Linked DNA regions of Homo sapiens: region 2 is linked to region 1. The links are chromatin contacts, found by Hi-C or POLR2A ChIA-PET in ENCODE. All regions are on one chromosome and are shown on one strand. The core of a region is the stretch at or near the end of the contact, and the rest is flanking DNA. Distances in the headings are between cores, read along the strand shown.

Region 1 (2,700 bases), core at 67-2,566:
CCTCTGGTGGGCTTTGGACTCTAAGCAATATATTGATCAGCCTGAGACATTGGACCAGCACTGCCGTGCTTCCAGTTTTAAACCTGACTTGCAGCGTCACAATCAGGATGTTAACTTTCTTAAGCCTTTTTCTGTGGCTACACTGACTCTCATTAGTACGTGATGAAAGGTAAAACATCTCATACTTGAAATAATTGGTGGGAGTTGGCATCCGTGAGTCAGGATGGACACTGGTGTTAAGGCTACAGCTGTTACTAAGTCCCCTCATTTAGCTGGGCATTCATCTTTTAGTTACTAAACTATGAGAAGACTCAGGGGTTCCTTGGGGAATGGCAGGAGGTGGGGTTGGTGTAGGACAAGCACTAGGAAGACTCTGGGGGCATCTATTTAACAAACTAAATGAAAACAAACAAACAAACAAAACCTCCTTTACCTTCACAACACTTCTGACATTCTGAGACCCAAGTGTACGTGTTTTTCATAACAAGCAATTCCCCAATTGCCTGTAGACACCAACTAGATGTCCCACAATTCAATTGACACGATCTACTTGGAACTGTAGCCACATCCCACAAGTTAAGGATTCGGTCCCACAAAACTGCCACACCTCAGATGCCAGTCACAAGTAGTGGGTTCCCAGGTTACCCATAACTTCTGTCCAACTTGGATACAAATAGGTTCCTATGACCCCCTCTTCGGGTTCAGTAATTTGCTAGGATAACTTGTACAACCCAAGGAAACAATTTACTGACTATTACTGTTACCAGATAGGGGTCTTGATCCAGACCCCAAGAAAGGGTTCTTGGACCTTACACAAGAGAGAATTTGGGGCAAGTCCATAAAGTAAAAGCAGGTTTACTAAGAAAGTAAAGGAATAAAAGAATAGCTACTCCATAGGCAGAGCACAGTGGTGTGGGCTGCTTGACTGAATATACCTGTAGTTATTTCTTAATTGTATGCTAAATAAGGGGTGAATTATTCATGAGTTTTCCAGGAAAGGGGCAGGGATTTCCTGGAATTGAGGGTCCCTCCCCTTTTTAGACCATATAAGCAAACTTCCCAACATGACCATGGCATTTGCAAACTGTCATGGCACTGTTGGGAGTGTCTTTTAGCATGCTGATGCGTTATAATTAGCATGTAATGAGCCGTGAGGATGACCAGAGGTCACTTTTGTAGCCATCTTGGTTTTGGTGGGTTTTGGCTGGCTTCTTTATGACATCCTGTATCAGCAGGGTCTTTGTGACCTGTATCTTGTGGTAACCTTCTTTTTTATCCTGTGACTAAGAATGCCTAATCTACTAGGAATGCAGCCCAGCAGGTCTCAGCCTTATTTTACCCATCCCCTATTCAAGATGAAGTCGCTGTGGTTCAAACGTCTCTGACATTACCAATTTATTACAAAGGATATTTTTAAAGGATACAAATGAATAGCCAGATCAAGAGATACATAGGGTGAGGTCTGGAAGGGTCCAGAGCACAAGAGCGTCTGTCCCTGTGGAGACAGAACTTCTTTGGGTAGGGTTTTTATGCAGATTTCATTACATTGGTGATTAGCTCAACCTTTAGCCTCTCTACCCTCCTGGAGGTGAGTTGTTGGGACGCAAAATGCCAACCCTAATCACAAGGTTCCCTTGGCAACCAGCCTCCCATCCTCTAAAAGTCACCTCATTAACATAAGTTCAAGTGTAGTTGAAAGGGGCTTGTTCTGAATAACAAAAGATGCCCCTTTCACCAATATTGTTTCTGAGCTGTTTCAGAAGCTGAGGACAAAAAACAAATATTACAACTTCTATATATATTTGAATATATTTGAGTATATCCAAATATTATTACTACTTCTATGGCTCTTATCACTTAAGAAGTTACGAGGGTTTTAGAAGTTCTGTCCAGGACCCAGATGAAGACGAAATATACAGTGTATTTCTCATTATATCAGTATATCACACAACTGGTACTTTGGTGTAGATGCTAGACTGCTGTGTAGGGAAGCTCTGTTTGGGTAATTATCCTGCAAATCCTGGTCAAGCAAATTCTGTAGACTATTATGGGCAAACTACAAAGCTCTGGAAAGACTGAACCCAAAGCTCTGTCAGCTCCACTTTTGGGCCATGAAGTTTCCAAATATTGTATGGGACATGCCTATATTACAAAATTTTTTGGTTTTTTTTAATCTAAAATTCATATTTAACTGGGTATCCTATATTTTATTAACTAACTCTATCACTCCTAGATATTACTTTTGAAACAAGATCCAAATGTGTGAATTGCCCTTGGGTAGCATCTATCAGTCACCCCGGAGCGCCCATTTAGGACATGAATATTAAGAAGTTAGCCTGAAGAGTCAGTTTTTTATGTTCCACTGAACTAGGAGCTACCATTAGCCATGCATCTCAGGTCCTAGGGCACTTTCAACCAGATTTATCAAAGGCAACTGAATATAGTCAGAGACTAGAGAAGCACTGGGGCCTAAATTCTTATAACAAGTGCAGTTTCCTGAAGATACCATTGGAGAGGAATGCTCACCATGGAGAATAGTTTGTAATGTGTCTATAAACAAAGACATGGGTGGGTAGAAAAGACCCTAAAAAGAGGTATGGCCTGAAATTGAAAACAAAGATATGAAAAGCAGGAAACAGGTAAGTAGTCATTAGGATTATATCCTGGTGGCAGTACTCTCTGGAAATAAGATTTTGCATG
Region 2 (2,700 bases), core at 141-2,640, 300 kb before region 1:
TACTAAAATTCTAGTCTAATTTTGACACCCCTCTTCTGAACTCGCTTGATTCCTGTGCTACACTATGCTATATGGGCTCTGGAAATAACTGTTATACCTACCACTGCCCCTGCACTCATGACAGGAGATGGAGGCATATAACTAAGTGAAATAATAGAGGCTTACAGGATTGAAAAGAAGATGGGGCGAGTCTGAATGAAAATCAACATCATGCTCCATAGCACTGTTGTGCTCATACTAATGAACAGAGCACCTGCAGGACAGAGGAGGCTGAAGTGGGTGAGCAACAGACTGTGCTCCTGGAGTAAAACATAAATACAAGGCAGCATAGGGCAAGTCAGCCATGCGTCTTGCAGAACCACAAGAGGCCAATGAAAGGAGAGGAAGCTGAGATTGGGGCTGTCAGAAATGATTTCAAGGAGTGGTAGGACTGAATTGAGCCCTGAAGGAAAAATTAAACTGAGAAGAGTGGTCAGGGCAGGAAGAAGGCTATGAAAAAACACCTGGAGGAAGGGATGCTGAGCCATCAGGCTGGGGCAGCAGAGGATAGTGGAGGACAGACAGCAGGGAGATGGAAAGAAGGCTGAACTGAGATGCTCAAGGTTCATGAATTAATTCAATATGTGTTTATTGAGCACCTGCTGTTTGGGGCACTGGTGACACAGCAGTAAGCAAAATAAAAATCCCTGACCTCATAGCACTTCCTTTCCAGGGGTTCGGCTGCTAATTCCTGGTGTCACCTCGAGCAAATCACCTCACTGCTCTGGATCTGCCTCTTTATCTGTAACATATGGGTCTCGGGCATTTCTAAGATCACTTTTCTCTCCAATGTTCTAAGATGAGCAGGAAGGCGTTGGAAACATTGGCGGAACCAGATGATAGCAAACTGAGGAACCTGGACTCCTTCATCTCGGCAGTAACAAGCCTATGTGGATCTGTTAACAGGGAACGCTTTCAAAGTAGAGGTTTAGGAAAATTGATCTAATAGACTAAAGATAGGAGACAGAAGACTGGAAATTGGAAACAATTTAGGAGATTATTGATCCTTCGAGGTGATGAAGGCTTGGACATACATCCTAAGACCAAAATCATGAGTGAACAGCACAGATGTGATAAACCAAGAATAAGGTCCTTCTTTAAAATATTTGTTTTATTAAATAGTTGGCTATAAAGGCTTGATTGCCATGATACTGACCAAAATCAGAAGAACCGAGGAGAGCTTTGCAAGCTAAAGACATTTCTGGGTCTCCGTGTAAGGCTTGGCTGAAGTGTACGTACGTGTGCTGCTTCGTGGGCTCTGAACGAATGTCCTGTCTGTCAGAGGAATACCATACAGCCCACACCAGCTGAAAAGCACTACCCAGGGCATGGCTTAGCGCCATGTGCAAATGCGACTGGCTGTACTTTGGAAGATGCATGAAGCCCAAGTAACATGAGTTGTCTCCCTTGGCATTGATACTAAGTGCAGCCTGTGGAATTTGCTATATTTAGCCCTCTCCCTTGAAAATTCTAGAGTGCTTATCACCCTAGTAGCTAATCGCTCAGCCATCTCTAGTTCAGCCTTCCCATGGCTAAAAGAACTTCAGAAGTCACTCAAAGATAAATGTCCCCTGCCAGAAAATGTCTTAAAATAGAATGCTGTGAGGGTTTCCTCGCAGTGGGTAATAGGCATTTACCTAACTATCCCCCATCCCCAGTCCCACCTCCTGCCTCCAAGAACAGGCCTCTGGTCAGTCCCCTTTGCTAAGCCTGAGGCACTGGGAGCCCCTTTATAAAGGACCTTAGAGTTACCAATTTAGAAATCGGACAGAGTTCAAGGATTCTGTGATGGTTAATATTAGGTGTCAACTTGATTGGATTGAAGGAGGCCTAGATGGCTGGTAAAATAGTGTTTCTGGGTGTGTTTGTGAGGATGTTGCCAGAGGAGACTGACATTTGAGTCAGTGAACTGGGAGAGGAAGACCACTCTCAATGTGGGTGGGCATCACCCAGTCGGCTGCCAGTGCGGCTAGAACAAAGCAGGTAGGATAACCTTGCTTGCTGAATCTTCTGGTTTCCTTCTTTCTCTAATGCTGGCTGCTTCCTTCAGCTCCTCCTGCCCTTGGACATCAGACTCCAGGTTCTTCAGCCTTTGGACTCTGGGAATTGCACCGGGGGCTTGCCAGGGGCTCTGGGGCCTTCGTTCACAGACTGAAGGCTGCACTTTCGGCTTCCCTGGTTTTGAGGCTTTCGAACATGGACTGAGCCACTACTGGCTTCTCTCTTCCCCATTTTGCAGACCGCCTATTGTAGGACTTAACCTTGTAATCGTATGAGCCAATTCTCTCTAACAAATTCATATATATATATATATATATAGAGAGAGAGAGAGAGAGAGAGGGACACACACACACACACACACATACACATAAATATATCCTATTGGTTCTGTCCCTATGGAGAACCCTAACACAGATTCAATCTCAGTTCCATTCTTCTTGACTTATTAATTCCATTATTTGCTTCCAGTTGAGTGAAAAACAGACACACTGAAGAGTAATGAAATCGAGGGTAGCAGGACAGTTCAAGTCAAAGTCAGTTGAACTTTGCAAACAGAACAATGACAAAAAGTATTTTTTTCACAGGCACTAAACTGTAACCAAATGCCCAGTTCCAATGTCCATTTTGTTCCAATCCCCAGCATGGCCCTTCACTTCCACT

The links. A loop is a pair of places that touch in the nucleus more often than their neighbours do. ChIA-PET counts read pairs that join two places held with the same protein, here RNA polymerase II (POLR2A).
Region 2: a map of GM12878 shows a loop between it and region 1 (3-fold over the local background). The contact joins two enhancer-like sites. A Hi-C loop is called at or near these places in 1 of 168 maps with a recorded cell type or tissue (GM12878). POLR2A ChIA-PET finds 5 or more read pairs at or near these places in 2 of 52 experiments (OCI-LY7 and T-cell).

Annotation. Positions count from the first base shown.
Region 1 is chr15:33,082,352-33,085,051 of GRCh38, reverse strand. All of the region lies in intron 5 of FMN1 (formin 1), which reads left to right. Among named protein-coding and RNA genes, the nearest start is that of FMN1, 110 kb to the left of the region's middle. Within about 2 kb of position 1,316, at least 3 of the 41 ENCODE cell types and tissues checked have a DNase peak (open chromatin) inside an H3K27ac peak, as active enhancers do.
Region 2 is chr15:33,379,346-33,382,045 of GRCh38, reverse strand. The region is part of intron 1 of RYR3 (ryanodine receptor 3); the gene reads right to left. Among named protein-coding and RNA genes, the nearest start is that of RYR3, 70 kb to the right of the region's middle. Within about 2 kb of position 1,390, at least 3 of the 41 ENCODE cell types and tissues checked have a DNase peak (open chromatin) inside an H3K27ac peak, as active enhancers do.